Regions from separate parts of the Homo sapiens genome. Here region 1 is linked to region 2. Evidence: chromatin loops called from intact Hi-C (ENCODE). Cell type or tissue: breast epithelium. All regions are shown on one strand. Links, peaks and the distances in the headings refer to the core of each region. The heading gives the core; the rest is flanking DNA.

The links. Hi-C counts contacts between places; a loop is a spot of excess contacts. Peaks named below come from ENCODE experiments on the same cell type or tissue, not always from the same donor. Only the 100,000 strongest peaks of a DNase experiment are listed, where the experiment ranks them.
Region 1: a loop joins it to region 2, with 15 times the contacts of the local background. A loop is called at or near these places in 2 of 110 quality-filtered maps.

Annotation. Positions count from the first base shown.
Region 1 is chr2:134,220,265-134,229,199 of GRCh38, forward strand. It overlaps a transcript of MGAT5 not described here. Among named protein-coding and RNA genes, the nearest start is that of MGAT5, 29 kb to the right of the region's middle. In breast epithelium, for the core only: no CTCF peak of the experiment used is centred there; no DNase peak of the experiment used is centred there.
Region 2 is chr2:134,143,232-134,152,024 of GRCh38, forward strand. It overlaps a transcript of MGAT5 not described here. Among named protein-coding and RNA genes, the nearest start is that of MIR3679, 21 kb to the left of the region's middle. RefSeq lists an enhancer at 3,581-3,630. In breast epithelium, for the core only: no CTCF peak of the experiment used is centred there; a DNase peak (open chromatin) is centred at 3,490; H3K27ac peaks cover 627 bases.

The sequences.
Region 1 (8,935 bases), core at 1-8,000, 77 kb after region 2:
TAGTTTCAGAGTAGTGTCCTTGGGCACATTCACTCCGTTTTTCTTTCCCATGTATCCCCCACCCCGACCAAATGAAATGACCTGTCTCTGCCATAAATGGCTCAGATAAAAGGCACACAAGATGGTGTCTCTGCCTTGTTTCCTGCACTAATGGAAAGGAGCAGGATGGCCCAATAATAGTTGTTGGGGTTGGTGGGGGGATGTCTCCCGCCAGTGCCAGGAAATCTGCTCCACACACCAGGAAGGCTTCAGTCTGTAATTAAGAGCTGATTTGTGATGGCTTAGCCAGCCCATTGTGCCCCATCTACATTTGGTCTCCTCTCTGTTTTCCTTAAGAGGGCCTCAGATTACACTGGGTTAGATTTTCTGTCCTTAGTGCGTATGTGTATGTGTATGCACGCTGCTGCTGTTTTTTGCTTTCTGTAGCAGGGATCAGCCTTCTCCCCTCCTCACCCTCCTCTTTCCTTTGCTCTAGTCTGTGTGCTCGCTCTTGTCCAGGGAACTTCCTTTTTTATCTTCACGTATGTTACTGACTCCTCACTCTGACTTATAGCAGGCAGTTAGCTGTGGCCTCATTGCTCATTCTGATGGTGTTCTTTTTGGATTCTGCCAAATCTCTTTCGCATTTGTTTTTCACCTCAGTACTCCACGCTGTCAGCAGTTCAGCAAGCCCTTTCCAAGCTAATTTTCCCCCATTTACTTTTTAATTAGTTTTCTTCTCCTGCTTCTCCACCCCCTTGTCCTGCAGTTTTTTGTGGATAACAGTTGAGAGCCCCACTCTTTCTTATGTGATTTTTAAGAAAATGTGGGTGTTGACAAAAAGAGTCAAACTCTGTAAAATATTTGAAGAGATTTATTCCGAGCCAAGTATGAGTGACCATGGCCCGTGACACAGCCCTCGGGAGGTCCTGAGAACATGTGCCGAAGGTGGTTGGGGTACAGCTTGGTTTTATGTATTTTAGGAAGGCAGGAGACATCAATCAAATACATTTAAGGAATGCATTGGTTTGGTTTAGAAAGGCAGGACAACTCAGAGTGGGGACTTCCAGGCTATAGGTAAATTTAAACATTTTCTGGTTGACAATTGGTTGAGTTTATCTAAAGACCTGGGATTAATGGAAAGAAATATTCAGGTTAAGGTAAAGGATTGTGGAGACCAAGTTTTCTTGTGCCGAAGAATCTTTCAGCAGACTTCAGAGAGAGAGAGAGAAAGAGAGAGCAGGTTGTAAAATGTTGCTTATCTGACCTAAAAGGATGCCTGGCTCTTAGTTGATTATCTCCTGGGAAAGAAGGAAGGAAGGAAAACAAAGCGGAAAGGGGATTCTCTATAGAATGTGGATTTTTCCCACAAGAGACTTTGCAGGACGATTTCAAGGTATGGCAAGGAAATATATTTTGGGGTAAAACTTTTTTATTTTCTTGCTTGTTATGCCAGAGTCAGAGTGGAAAGTTAAGTCACTATATACAGCATCAAATAAAACCCATCTGGTGAGAATCTAGGCCCAGGGACAAACGCAGAAAAGGTGGGCACGTAAGATTGTAAGGTCCGGTTTGAGGAATAAAATTAGGACCTTTCAGACAGGAATTTGGGCAAGATAAAAAATCAGAGCTTAGTCCTCAGTCCCCCACTCTTAGCCAAAAATCATTCCACAGAAGGCCAACAGCAGCAGGTCCCATGGCTCTAGGAACGCTCATTCCTGGAGTTGTCTGATCTGGTCATTTGTCCAGGTCCCACGGTGCTAGAAAGGCTTGTTCCTCTGATTTGATGGTAATAGTTTTAAATATTAGCGATTTGGATAATGGGGAGAGGACATGCTCTGACCTGAGGTAGTAGCCAATTCTTTAAGAGGTGAGATGGAGTCAGGCCTAGGGTTTAGTCTAAAACAATCCTGGATCAGATCTATTTTCTGAGCTATCATGATCTGGGTCTTTAATTGTGCCTTTCCTTCTGCTGTATCTGGCATAACATTTACAAGGAATGTCTAATGTTAATATAGTAACAAATATCATAAAGATAGTGAAGATGTGGGCGTCCAGGGCTATAGGTAGAATCTGAGGGCAGTAAACAACCCAATCAGCCAGAAAAAAAAACCCCTGCGTGCATCATTATATTCTTTGATTAGACTTACAATGTGTTTACCCTCCTTATTAAGGGTTATTTGAATTCTATGATATATCTTACTTGAAAATTGTGGGACCAACATTTAATTAGAATTTAATAAATTTAATTTCTTTTCCAGCCAATTTATCTCCATAGGTATAGTATCCTGAGGAGGGTATAAATTAAATGCAAAAAGTGCCTGGTCCTTGGTGTTTAAATTGTTATAGACTTGTTAACAGTAGACAAATCTATTTTTCCCATCACTTTTGTATTGCACCATATACTAGTATTTGGGAGAGAAAAGCTTTTGTCACAGGAGAAGTCATATAATTCTGCAGTGTTATTTTTTCCTCCGCAGGACTCCCTATGGCTGAGGGCTTTAAGAGTCAAAAGACTTAGAGCCAATTAATTGTTCTAGGCCATATAGGAATGGATGTGGACAGGCATGCATTACTTCTTAAAATTATTAAGTAAAAACTGACAATAAAACCAAAAGGCAAAGTTAAAAGACTGACTTATTTTTAACTTTTTTGTGTTAAGCTACTGTAAGCTTGGTTTCTGTTAGACTTACAGCAATTAGCTATACAAAACATAAGCATTGTTCTGAAAAATAATTAAAAATATGTATATTATATATCTATATCTATATTTATCTTCACAACTTATAATTGGGAGTATTATAACCAAGAGGCTTTGTTACAAAGTATTTTATCCTGTTAGTAAATATTTTCCCTTAATTTTATAGTAAGCAGAAAATTTTTATGGCTGGGGTGGATGCAAAAGTGACACATCATAGTTTAGAAGGCAACTGAACTTGTTTTACCAGCTGTTTAGGCATTTTTTGTACCCCCTTCTTGATTTGGAGGGTTTGATCTTGTCCTAATTTTATTCCTCAAACCGGACCTTACAATCTTACGTACCCACCTTTTCTGCATTTGTCCCTGGGCGTAGAGCAGGGTAGCTCCTATAGTTTTAGCAACAGAGCATTAGCAGTGAAACAGATCCGGGGCCAGTGGGATGCCAAATGAGGGAGATCCTTATCTCTAGTCTTCAGAATACCATGATTTTTGTTTTCTTGGAAGTAAAACATTTATATTTTGACAGTTATAAGAGTAATTTGTATGTTAGAACCGAAAAAGGAACCTCTTCCATTAGGGCACCAACTAAAAATGTGAAGAAAAATTATAATCTGCTACTTTCTAGAGGATTATTGTAGCCAAGAAATAATGCTTTAATCTGCACTCAAAAAATTAGGGCTGAAATCTAGTATTAAGTGTTACGTTTTACCCTCGAAACAGTTTTTAAGCTACCTTTTTTTATTAAAGAGAATATTATAGCAAGGCCAATTTATGTGCAAGGTTAGTTTTAGCCTTATTATGCTTGCCTGATGAATACTTATATAAAATGCAGCAAGAAATTTTTTGACTGGCCATATAGACTCCTTTTAAAGTTGGTTTTGCTGAAGCTTTACCTAAAAATAGGCTATTTTAGTTTCAGTCTTGGTAAAATAACCAGTGTCTCCAATTGTTTAAAAAACTGTTATTGAACTTATACAGACAACTATATTGTCATAAAATTACAATCTGAATTTTGGAGAACTCAGGTAAATTTGCTTACAAAAACATACTTTACCCAAATAACTTAAAAGAAAAAGATTTTCTTGACTCTTCTTTAACCAGAGCAGCAGCTTTTAAAACAAGATGTTTGTTTAACTTGGAAATGCCATTTACAAACTGAACATGGGTTTGAGCAATGCTCGTCATGGCATTTATTTATTGTTCCCAAGGTTGTGGGTTTGTCTTGACATTTGGGGTTTTATTCATCTGTCATCTTGCTTAGTGATAGATACAATATGGGTCCTATTAGCAGGCGTTTCATGATCTGTGGGAAGTTTCCAGAGCGGTACTTGGTATCTTCCATAAGTATTAGTCAGAAAGGATTTGTGTAAAGTGCTATGAATGAGTGATAACCTGTGTCTTTAAAGTATGTCTTCTGGAAGACAGGGAGGGAGCTTCCTTTTATAAATGAGATTGGGATATAGTCAATGAAACACCTAAAATGTTAAACCTTTAGTATCCGTGAATTTTGAGGGAGAAGAGTGTTTATAGCTTTTACTTAAACACTGTGGCCCCCAAATATTAGGATCTCCGGCCTGGGTTATTTAGAAAGCCCTTGAGAGATTTGAAATGATAATGAGTGATCTGAAAGAAAAGGATAGGAACACACACCTGTTTCTTTTAAGAATAAAGCCTAGGCACTTGGAGTTACACCAGTCTAGGTCTCCAAAACTATGACATCCAAAAAAAGCTATGGTAGAGAGTTTTCTGCCTGTACCAATTCTTACCTCTTAGGGTTGATTGCTAATAGACCGTTAGACGCTTAATGGAATAAAAGACAAAGATCACTGGGTGCCTTAGGAATTTCCAATCTAGGCCAGGCATGGAGGCTCATACCTGTTATCCCAGCACTTTGGGAGGCCAAGGTGGGAGGATCACTTAAGCCCAGGAGTTCAAGACCAGCCAGGGAAACATGGGGAAACCCCATCTCTACAAAAAATACAAAAAATTAGCCAGGTGTGGTGTTGTGCACCTGTAGTCCCAGCTACTTGGGAGGCTGAGGTGGAGGATTGCTTGAGCCTGGGAGGCGGAGGCTTCAGTGAGCTATGATCTTACTGCAAGCCAGCCTGGGTGACAGAGTGAGACCCTGTCTCACAAAAAAAAAAAAAAAAAAAAAAAAATGCGGTGGAAATCGGGGGGGAATTTCCAATCTCAAGGCACCGCATCAGGCTCTGTCCTCTGTGACAAGAGCTCTGCTAACTCAAGGAATGTGGTGTCCACTGCAAGGAACAAAGGTGGTTATGGGTTCCCACTGGTGCTCCTAGATCCTTTGTTCTCAAGGGTGGGCCAAAAACTGGCAGTTTCAGCAACACCTGGGAGCTTGTTAGAAATGCAGTCTCCTTAGGCCTGCTGATTCAGAATCTGGATGACCAGATCCTCACACGAGTCACACAAGAGTGATGTTCAAGGAGCAGTTATAGGCTCAGCCTGTTTCATGGGCAGCAGTGGTGGCCACATCTTAGAGGGATTGTGTTGTGGGCATGGTCTTGCCGTGTTTTAGTTTAAGTTCTGATTTTCTATCATTTTTTTGATAAATTCTAATACAAAGTGATCTAGTTATATATCCATATGTCAGTATGTGATTTGGTTTTTTACCTTTCTGTGGGTATTCACGTTCAAGTGTATAGATCAGGAAAAGAATTCTTTATTATCTTCCATGAGGTCTCAGGATGGGAAGATAACAGTGCCTGTTGTATACAGTCATTATAGGACATGCTGGAGATAGAAGCAGTAAGACACTGCTTCTACATTTGATAAGTCTGGTCCAGGGAGATAAATATGTAAAGGGAAAACTTTATCTCAATAAACTACATCTCGTGATAGCATAAGGGACCAGAGAGAATAGCCTGTAGTTCTTTATCCCACTGCTGGGGTGTCACTAACAGTGTACTAGGATAGATGGACAACTTTATATGATAAAGACAGTTTTAGAGCTTTACGAGACTTTTGACCTCTTCTGGGAGCTGTCCTGATTCCTCTTCAAACCGAATGATAGCACCTTTTGTGTGTTAAGTAGCCTAAACAGTCATTTGTTTAGTTACCACCTGCTGGTGTGTAGCCTTAGGAGAAGAGTGTTTACTGTTGAGTGGTTGTTCTGCTCTGCCCCTTGGCTAAGGATTCCTGCTTTCCATTAAATGGAATGACTACCCTCTCTTTTTGTCTTTGAACTCAAATGGAAGTCATGTTATCTTTACATCTTTAAAGCTTTTCCTTCCAAATTGCCTAGTTGATGCATGGTCACTAATCCTTGTAGTAGAATTAACCCTAATTGAAGATTTAGCAGGTGGATTTTGGCTCTCATAATGCAAGATGTCTTAAGAATTTTGCAGAAGAGAGATGCAATAACCATATAACATATCTCCTTTTTGTCCATAAGTATGGAACAAAGACTATGTGGGAAACCAGAGTGTTTGCAATCAGCCTATTGCCTTTTCTTAAAAACTAGAAGTTCTTTTTCTATATTTCTCTCTGCTTGCTTTTACTGTATTCTTTTTCTATGTTTCTACTTGCTTTTACATACTCCTTTGCTTTGGTGTCATAAACTTGGGATGAAATTGTATAGTTATTTACTAGCTAGGTGGGTTTTGGAAGTTCATTCTCTGAACCACACATGTAAAATGGGAAGCAAATATTTCAAGATGATGTTAAGAATGAAACGAGCTAGTGTAGACAGAAAGTCTGGTAGAGTTCATGCAGTCATTTACTTGATTTGAGCCCCTAGCGCCTAGCAGGCACAGTTCCTGGGAACTGTATGCTAGGCAGTGTGTTGAAATATGCTTACAGATAAAAACGGACATGCCCTGCTCTTATGGGGTTTATGGTTCTTTAGTACATGACTAAAACACCAGCAGGGGCTGGGCAGGTCACACAGGCATGTAAAGCAGCCTGCATGGGTTCTGTGGCAAATTGGAAAGCCATGCCCCAATTCTTCATTCCTGCCGAAGTCTTCTCACAGGAAAATGGTTCTGTGGTACCAGATAGTCCTATTTTTTTTTTTTTTTTGGAAAGGCCAGAAACTCAGATTTTTATGTGAAATCTCCATTTTTCAAATGTTGGTAACTAATAAACTTCCTAACCTCTGACTTCTAGTTTAGCATCAAATACCAAGGGTATATCCTTATCAATGAGTGTAACTGGTGTTGTGTTCTCTCTGGCCCATCAATGATAACACAAAGAATGGCTCCCATCTGCCATCCCATACTCTTTCCCACTGAAAAGAGACATCCTTGGGCTCTGTATTTCAGGGCTTTGCCTCTTCTCTCCTTGTGAATTATGGACTGCAACAGTGAGAAACTTGACCCTGGGGTGGCTCCTTGTCTTTGGGGAAACAAATAGTTTAAAAGGCCCATACTGGATTGAGCTCTGGGTATTGTCTTCTTACTACTCTGTTTTGGTTGCTCCTTCCTCTTGAGGCCAAAGATGAGAATCTGCAGTGGTAAGCTTCAGAGACTAGCTATTCCTGGCAGGTAGGACTTGACTTTTTACTCATTCACTGCAGAGTTTAGCATGTATGAGCACTCAAATACTGAGCTACAAATTATTGCCTAAAACAAATAAAAAATAATACCTCTCAAACCTCTTTGTTAGTATGGGTATAGGCTGTATTCTGGAAAAGGTAAACACTAACACATATCTACTTACCTTTGAATTGCATTGCCCATTCCTGGGTGTGACCTTGGGAGGGAAAACTTTCTCAAGAAGGGAAGGCTCTTGGTTTACTCTAGGATCCTCTTCAGCTGTGATTTTCTTAGCATCTTGTATGGACTCAAAAGAGTTCTGGTTCGTGGCAGGTAGGGACCATTGTATTCTTCAGACCGTTCATGAGCTTTGGAGTGGCAGCTGGTGGTGGTAATGAGATGGTTTTGGCAATAGCTCTGGGGCAGAACAGGTGGAATGAGCCACATTATTTTACCTAGACAGGGCTGGTTGGCAGGCTTTTCACTCACCTGCCAGACATTAGGTAGACAGAATGCACCCTTGTTTAAATACTCGAGACAGTGAGAAAATATCAAGACTCAAGGAGATGATTTCCATATGAGAATTTTACCACAAAATGGGACAAATTTTTACAGAAGGAGCAATCTTTTTGATAAAAGAGGAAAGGTGGGGATCCTCTTGTCGTCATTTTAAGGCATAGTTTCAGAAGGTCACAGCATTTGTGTGAGACCAGTCACAGGAACAATGTGTGTTGGTGATGAGTGTGTGACTGTGTGTGTTTAGGAAGGTAGAAAAGAATGGGTGCAGTGGAAAGTAAGGTGTTTCTTGGAAGGGGAAAGTGACAGATTTCACAGGAAAGTTGAGAGTTGTTCTTAGCATTGTAGATGCTTAAATGCTTAGAGTCTGCCCTTGGCAAATTATAGGGTAAGAAAAGCCCTGATAAAAATCCTTATATTTACTTTTGGTGCCCTAGTTGCCTAAAAGGTCCTCTAGCCAGAGAATAAACAAGTGTTTTTCTCCCGGATAAATATCTGACATTTTCCAGATGTTTTTGACTCTAGTACAAATGCCATTTATTGATTTATGGCCTCTCAACTTCACCCCTTTTTCTTGCTCTGTGAAAATGGATCTGGGCCTCTTGAATATTTTTCCTTTGCAGCTGGTACAATGTTAAGCTTTTCCAGTAGAGGGCGCTGGAGAAACATTGCAGAAGGCAGAGAGTTTTGCTTCCTGCTTTCCAGTGGTTTCTGGGAAGGCTCTTCCAGAGTGTGTCCTCTCTGGTGACCTTCTTTTATGATGTGTGGTGGCCAGCAGCTTCCTCTGGCACCCCCTTGGGGTGTCTTGTAGCGGAGTGTTGCCAGTGTGCTACCTCCCTGTGATCAGCTTTCCTGCACCATAGAGGGCACCACAGTGACTTTTCTGCCATCTAGTGAGTTGTAGTTGTGTCTTCTCCAACAAAGTCAGGGTCTCAGTCCCCCACCTGGTTATTTTCATGGATGTTTCATCTTCTTCATGGGTGTTTTCTCAGTCTGAGGGATAGTGGTTACTCCTTATATCTGGCCTTTCTGTATGATCTAGAGTTCCTTGCATTACTTCTTACTAGTCAACATCTTGTTAGCAGAATCCCAGGTTGTAGTTAATAATTGTTTATGTTAAGCTTTTCCTGTTCAAATTAGTATGTTTTCCATCTGCTCATTGAACCCTAACTGATAGAACAAACCTTACAAAAAAAATATCAGGAAAAATTGTGGAAGACTCAGAAATGGGCAAAACAGATTAA
Region 2 (8,793 bases), core at 1-8,000:
GGTGATATAAATGTTTTGGAACTAGATAGAGGTGATGGTCACACAACATGATGAACATACTCAATGCCGCTAAGTTTGTTTACTGTTAAAGACTGATTCTGTGTTTTGTGGATTTTATTAATATCTCAATTTGAGAAAGCACTGGAGAGGGCAGAAGTGGGCAGGGAGTGAAGTGGGTTGTATCTCTGGCCCCTGCTTGCTGCCTATTTTGTAACAGGGAGCTTTGTTTTCATGATCTTCCCAACTCCTGACATGTTCTTGTTTCCTAGGATGTAGGATTCACTGTGAGCTGAAACCGCGCTCGGCGCATCCTGGATGCCTGGGAAGCGTTGGAATGAATGAAGGAATGGTTGAGTGGATGGATGAGGAACATCAGGCAGGCGCCTGGAAATAGAGGGGTGGAAGGGTGGTGCTGGGCTGGAATGGTTGGCTGAGGATAAAGGGAAATGGAGCTGGCTGAAGACAAGAAAAATCCTAGTTACTGTGTTAGAAGACCTGTGGAAGAGGAGGGTGTGCAGTAACCTGGTAACAATGTTTATGTGGTTACTGTGTATTCATTTAATCTTTCTGGTACTATTGAACCGCCTGAATGCAGAAGAGAAGGCAGACTATGAAATGAAGGCACAGTTTTCTGTTACCACGTAAGGATTTTGCTGGGTAATTATTACAGTGAGAAGATAGGGATGTGGGGGAGAAGAAGACATTGTAACAAGTTCAGGGAGGTGAGGGAATTTAGGAGGGAAAGGCTATGCTGGGGGAGGAAATGGAAAGAAGTGATTCTGGGATGCTCAGGGAGGAAGAGCAGGCCATCAGCCTTGGGAGTAGAGGCCAGGACAAGGTGTGTCAGGGATGCCGGTTGAAGATGAAGCTCACTGGGCTCCAAGCAACCACTGTGTGGCATCAAGGTCACTGGATTAGTCTGTTCTTGCACTGCTCTAAAGAAATACTTGAGACTGGGTAATTTATAAAGAAAAGAGGTTTAATTGGCTTACAGTTTCACAGGCTGTGAGGAAGCATGATGCTGGCCATCTGCTCGGCTTCTGGGGAGGTACAAGGAAACTCACCATCATGGCAGAAGGTGAAGGGAAGCCAGCACTTCCCATGGCCAGAGCAGGAGGAAGAGAGAGGCGGGAGGTGCTACATGCTTTTAAACAACAATATCTCACAATAACTTACTCACTGTCAGGAGAATAGCACCTAGGGGATGGTGCTAACCCATTCATGAGAACTCCGCCCCCCTGATCCAATTAGCTCCCACCAGGCCCCACCTCCAACACTGGGGATTACAATTCTACATGAGATTCAGGCAGGAACACAGATCCAAACCATATCACGCACTAAGTTCGAACATTTGGTGCTCAGTATAATCCTTTGGGGAATGGGAAGAAAATGTAAAAGCTTTAATTTATATATATTTTCTTCCCTAAAAAGTAAGGTCTTAAACTGTACTCATATTTATAAGTTGGCAGTAGTACATGTTTTTAATTTTAAAATAAGTCATATATATTAGGGATGCATGCTCATTTTTGACTGGTGAGCTATGGGACCAAAATCATTTTGGAAGGTACTGGCTTGGACGGCTGCTGGGTGAGTCCTTTGGAGTGATGATGTCATGATGTGGGAAACGGGCCTTATGGCTTGTGGAAACAGATGCCCTGTGTTCTGACCAAACAAGGGGTCTCCTCCAATACGGACAGGCATGAGGTCACGCTGGCCTGCTTGGTTCTTTCTAAATTCATTCTGCTGTGCAGACCACCTTTTAAAAGTGATCACAAACCATTTGCTGAATACTTGTGGAACTTGAATCCTCACCAATGTCTCCATTTTCTGGAATCCATCCCAACCCCCACCTTGGTCTTTTGGAAAATTGGGCTGTTTGCTCTTTTTTTCCCCTCCTCTCTGACTTCTTGGATATGCATTGATGTTTTCCCCTTCCTTCCAAGGAATTATAACCAAAGTAAGGTGTGTGTGTGTCTCTCTCTCTGTGTGTGTGTGTGTGTGTGTGTGTGTGTGTTTAAAGAACCTGGAATGCGGGCTGGGCGCGGTGGCTCACGCCTGTAATCCCAGCACTTTGGGAGGCTGAGGCAGGCAGATCACGAAGTCAGGAGATTGAGACCATCCTGGCTAACATGGTGAAACCCCATCTCTACTAAAAATACAAAAAATTAGCTGGGCATGGTGGCAGGCCCCTGTAGTCCTACCTACTTGGGAGGCCGAGGCAGGAGAATTGCTTGAATTCAGGAGGTGGAGCCTGTAGTGAGCCGAGGTTGTGCCACTGCACTCCAGCCTGGGCGACAGAGCGAGACTCCGTCTCAAAAAAAGAGAACCTGGGATGCAATTTTCCTGAGCCTTGACATTTGAACTGAAAATAACTAACAAGATCCGAGGAGTGAGGGGCAGGAAAAAGAGTGAGGCCCTGAGACAGGTTGACCTGCCTTCTAATTCTGACTCTGCTCTTTATAGCTGTGTGCCTCTGGGCAAGTTGCTTAACCTCTCTGATTTCCAGTTTTATTTTAAAGTTGAAGAGGTGCTAATCTATCTGGTGAGGTTGTGGGAAAAATTAATGAAACACATGAAAGTCCCTTAAACTTGCTAGGACTTACTAAATGCCAGTTCTGTCTCCTTCCTAACACCTTCCCCCAACCCCCAATCTCTTCACGCTCACTCTTGTACATTTCCACCCTGCTGGAAAACAAAGATGAGAACAAAATGTGCATTGCTGAGACTTACTGTTAGACTGTTTTTTAAGGTGTCCTTGATTTTGGTTAGCCTGGTCTTTTCTCTGTGATCTCTCTCATGAGTTCTTTACTCCAGTCTTTATTCTGCTTTAAGGAGAGTTTTGGGCATTCTTAGTTAAGTGTGGTGTTTGGCTGATGTTGAAATAACTCATTCATTATGAGCCTCCCCATCCCCATTAAATGCCTTAATTTCATAGGAGACAAAAAATTTAAGAAATAATGCCATTGTATACCTCCTACCCCATTGCATATATTAAGTAAAAGGAAATGAGTCTTGAGAACATTGAGAATGAAAACGTTTGAGTAGGCCAGGTGCGGTGGCTCATGTCTGTAATCCCATCATGTTGGGAGGCCCAGGTGGGAGGATTGCTTCAGCCCAGGAGTTCCAGACCAGCCTGGGCAACATAGTGAGACCTCGTCTCTACAAAAAAAATACAAAAATTAGCCAGGTGTGGTGTCATGAGCCTATAGTGCTAGTTACTTGGGAGGCTGAGGTGGTAGTGTCTTTTGAGCCCAGGAGGTTGAGGCTGCAGTGAGCTATGATAGCACCACTGCACTCCAGCCTGTGCAACACAGCAGGACCCTATTTAAAAAAAAAAAATTGATTAGGCTCATTTGAAAAGCTCTCTGGTAGTTATGGAATGAGAACCTTACTGTTTGAAGATAATGCTGCTGTTGTTTCTAATGGATGTGAGAGGGCCTGGGGAACCTCCCTAACCTGTTTGCTGCTTTACATAGACCAGGGCTTCCTGGATCGCTGGGTACCGGCATTGGCAGCTGGGTTTCTTTCAGCCCTGGGGACTGGCCACCGCTCTTCCGCAGCCATGTGCCTGCATGCTGGGTCTGAGGATGCCATTCTCTTCTGCATTTCATTGGAGTGTTGTATTACTTCATGAATGGAAGGAATTTAAAAAGTCACTCTGGAGTCATTAGAAAAGTATGGCTATGAAGAAAAGTAGGTCTTTGAGTTTCTTAGCTTAGTCTGTTGCTAGTATAAGTGGGTGTGGTGGTCCCTTTCCACTCGAAGAAAATATTTTATTGTTTAGTTAAAAAAAAACCCTTTTAATTTATAACTGGAATTTCAACATGAATGTTAATGTAGTTTGGGTTCCTGCTCTCTCTCGCTCTCTTTCTTTTTTCCTGAGAGAGTGATTTTGTACCATCAGACTGTTTTGAAGTTCTTAGTCATTTTGTTTCTTTATTAGTAAAATGGGATAATGGTACAGCATGGATGTGAGCATTAGAATACTGTGATTTGGGAAAAGAACCCAGTGCTGTAACGGAAGTCTAATAGCTGCTCAGTACATAGTAAATGCTATTTCAAATTTAGATTAAAGAAAAAACATGTTCACGGTCTATGCAGGCAGTGTAGCTCTATATGAAAAGGAACCTATTGATTAAATACTTAGAAAGTTTCAAAAAGCCCCCTTTTAAATCCTAAGATATTGGCATTCATGTGATGGATGTCTTGAGGCAGATAACACAGTTGAATCTTTTTAGTGGAAGAAACACAGATCTTTTCACATGAAGTTGTACTTGAAAAATATTGCCATAATTAAAATATACAGTGTAGTTATCAGGAAATGTACATTTTTTTGTATCTTGAAGGAGCCTTACAGAGTTAATAAAAAAAAAAAAAAAGAAAAGAAAAAAAAGGAACAGCCTCTAATGGAAATTAGCATGTGATTGAAGTTGTTTTTGTTTTGTTGTCCTCTTTCCTTCTGTCTGAGGTCTTACACCCGGTAATAGAATCAGCGTTGGGATGAGCAAGTCCTATGACTGTGTTCACTGATGGCATCCTGTCCTCCTCCTTCCACGTCTATGCCTGGCAGTCCGTAAGCTTGGATGGGAAAAAAATAGACGCTGAGTTCTAACTGAAATTTGGCATTTTCTTCCATTGTGAATATAGGGAACAAACCAAAGTAATATTAGAAATACCTTGACCTTTGTCATTAATAAATCCATATCGCACTACAGTTGTTGCAGAGATCTCTAAATATTTTTTACACTCATCACTACTTAAAAATGGTGGTACAGAATAAAACCATTTTTAGATCTTGTTACTTGGTGTAACTTAATGAAGAAGCACTCATACCGTATCACAATGGAAAAATATTGTGATAACTAAATCTAATTTGTTTGCCTTGTAATCTTTGGTGTTTTATTTCATGCATTTAAAAATGTTATTTTGAGGAAACATCCACGGGCTTCATCAGATTGCTGGGGGAGTCCAGAGCATGCAAAAGTTAAGACACCTGCTCTGTCGCCTCTGGTCTAAATTTTATCCTGACTGATAATGCAGTGGTCCTCAACCCTTGCTGCCCATTGGAATCACCTGGGGGAGTTTTAAGAATTCTAGCACTCTGGCCATACCCCAGACTAATTAACTGCAGATCTCAGGATTCCCCTGGTGATTGCCCTTGGTTCCAGGGGATTCCAGTGTGCAGTGAAAGTTGAGAACCATTGGTCTAAGTGTTCATACAAACTAACCTTCTTCCCTCTCTTCTTCCTTTCTGATTCTTTAAATAAGAAATTAAGTTTCATGCTTATGATAGAAAATTCAAACTGTGCAGGAGAGCATGGCTCTCTCACCTTTCCAGAAAAAACTATTGCTGACAAGTTTTGTGCATAAACAATCATTGTAGACATCACACATCCATACATTATCCACGATGAGATTATACTATACATGTTATACACATGGACACACTGTATGCAGTTTTTCACTTCTATCGTAGAGAACTTTCTGAGCTAGCTGTTGTTCCTTGAAATTAAGTTCTCTTTCTTAGGTTTTTTTTTTTTTTTTTTTTTGAGACAGAGTCTCTGTCACCCAGGCTGGAGTGCAGTAGTGTGATCTCGGCTCACCGCAACCTCTGCCTCCCTGGTTCAGGTGATTCTCCTGCCTCAGCCTCCCGAGTAGCTGGAATTACAGGAGCCTGCCACCACACCTAGCTAATTTTTGTTTTTGTACTTTTAGTAGAGGCTTGGTTTCGCCATGTTGGCCATGCTGGTCTGGAACTCCTGACTTCAGGTGATCTGCCCACCTCGGCCTTCCAAAGTGCTGGGATTACAGCCGTGAGCCACCGTGCCCAGCCTGGTGTTTATGATTTGCCTGGGGAGCTTTATCCCTCCAGGCTTAATTTAGGAGTAACTTGGAGACCATGGATCCTATTTCCCTCTTTTAAGAAATAGTGCAATGGGAAGGAAAGAACAGCCGTGAGGTCAGGCCCAGGCAAGTTGCTTATCCATCTGTGAATCTTTTTGCTCATCTGTTAGGTGGAGATAAAGAAAGCTTCCTTACAGGGCTGTTGTGCAATGTACAAGATCAGTGACAGGCAGCTATTACCATTATCCTCCATGTGGATTCTACTCCCCAGAGAAGCTGAAATGTTTTATAGGCCCCCCAGAGATTTTTCCACTAGCAAGCATGTGATAGAAAGCAAGGGTGAGTAAAAAAAAAAAAATCCCTGTGCATCTACTACAGACAGAATTTAGAGGCTCTACACCCATGTCTTGGGATTGCCACGGTTATCTGGTTGGATTTGGAGTTGGGTTCAAGGCCACACAGATGTTGAATGAGCCTTGTGAGCTCTTCTTTATTAACCTAGTACTTATACCAGGTTAATAAACTCTTGGAAATGCCCCCACATGCTTATAGACCCACATCTGTGCATTTCATCTCAATTGCGAAAGCAATTACATTGAAAATGAGAGTTGGTATCAGAGCTCCTGGCAGGAAACAATTCACCTCAGATGGTTTGAATGAAGCCTAATGAAAGGAATAATTATAGAGGTTGAGGGATCCACCAAGGCACTAACAGCAGTGGAAAAGCCCTATCACCTCTAAGGCTGAGGGGCCTGGGGAGGAAGTAGAGTTACTGGAGTGCAGTGAGACCTGGAACAGTGGAGGAGGAGCTGCCCAGAAGGAGCTATAGTCAAGGAAGAAGGTTACCCAAAGATGTGGCACCCAGTGAGAGAGGGAGCCAGAGAGAAATACCCAGACCTCTCTCTTCCTTCCTCCAGTTCCCCACTGGGTGCCTGATTGGCTGAACCAATGTGAAGCCAGCAGGCAGGGAAGCCAGGTGTATACAGGGGTCAGCTGGTTGGAGGGTGAGAATGGGTGGGGGTGAGGCCAAGAGAATCACCAGATAACAGGCAGGGAGGCTGTCAGATGTCAGCACTGTGAGGCTCCTGGCAGAATGCTGAGCACTTAGGTGCTAGATGTAAATGTTCCCTTTCCCTGGCCTCCTAGCGTCTTGATAGTAGTGTGTTTACCCCTATCAGCAAGGCCATTGAGACAGAAGGAGGAATACTAAAAAGCAAACCCTCTGGATCATGATGCTATATTTTCCTGAGCTCTGGCTCTCCTGGTGTCCAGCAGAGAAGTTCTCCATGTAAATTGTCCCCTGGTTTCTGCTCCCTATGCCCAGAAGCAGTCTAATTCACAGCCCATAGGTGCCCCTGGGCAGGCAAGACAGCCATGACACCAAGCAAGGAGATATTATTAATAATTGGGAGGCCCCCTCCCTTGCTTCTTCTGACACCAGTGCCTGGAGATTTCCTCTCATCCCCTGTGGTAGATAGAGGACCACGCTTGTGCTGGGTTTGCTCCATCAGCCACTCTGCAGGTTGGGCCTCTCAGAGATTAAGAGAAGAGTGGCTACCTCCATAATTTGAGCCTTTCAGTGTATTTAAAAAGTGAAAAAGTACATAGGGTTAGAAACACCATAGACAGTTTTAAATATTTACATTGAAGACCTGGATGCTTTTTAACACAAGGAAACATAATAGAATACAGTTATGCTTTTCACAAGATAATAATAGGAGTCACAAAAATATGGAGACATAGCACATTATAGGTGTGGCCTGGTAATGAATATATGTTCAAAGTTATGTGACGAATGTCTTCTGCTTTCAATCCCATTGTTTGGATCTCTGTGAGGCTCCAGGACTCCATTGGGAGAGAGGATCAGAAGTCTGAATCTGAGGCTGTTGTGACTTGGGCTGGTGCCAAATCTGCACCCCACCCCTGCATGTTCTGTACACTTGGATTCCCCTTGCCTCTAGGCCTTCTCAGTCCCAGGTTTGGAAAGATTCAAGGTTGGGGCATGCCTGCATTTTGCATAATTATGCAGCCCATAGAGGTGAGTGAGTGACATCCCACTCACCGCCATGGGACCTCACTCACGCCCTGTGGGACCCACTCACTGCCATGGGACCTCACTCACGCCCTATGGGACCCGCTTACCGCCATGGGACCTCACTCACGCCCTATGGGAGCCGCCCACTGCCATGGGACCTCACTCACTCATGCCCTGTGGGACCCACTCACTGCCATGGGACCTCACTCACCCATGCCCTGTGGGACCCACTCACCGCCATGGGACCTCACTCACCCATGCCCTGTGGGACCCACTCACCGCCATGGGACCTCACTCACCCATGCCCTGTGGGACCCACTCACCGCCATGGGACCTCACTCACTCACGCCCTATGGGAGCCGCCCACTGCCATGGGACCTCACTCACTCATGCCCTGTGGGACCCACTCACTGCCATGGGACCTCACTCACTCATGCCCTGTGGGACCCACTCACTGCCATGGGACCTCACTCACGCCCTATGGGACCTGCTTACCGCCATGGGACCTCACTCACGCCCTATGGGAGCCTCCCACTGCCATGGGACCTCACTCATGCCCTGTGGGACCCACTCACTGCCATGGGACCTCACTCACCCATGCCCTGTGGGACCCACTCACCGCCATGGGACCTCACTCACTCATCCACTGTGGGACCCGCCCACCACCTTGGGACCTCACTCACTCATGCCCTATGGGAGCCTCCCACTGCCATGGGACCTCACTCACGCCCTATGGGACCCGCTTACCGCCATGGGACCTCACTCACGCCCTGTGGGACCCGCCCACCGCCATGGGACCTCACTCACGCCCTGTGGGACCCGCCCACCGCCATGGGACCTCACTCACTCAAGCCCTATGGGACCCGCCCACTGCCATGAGACCTCACTCACTCATGCCCTATGGGACCTGGTTA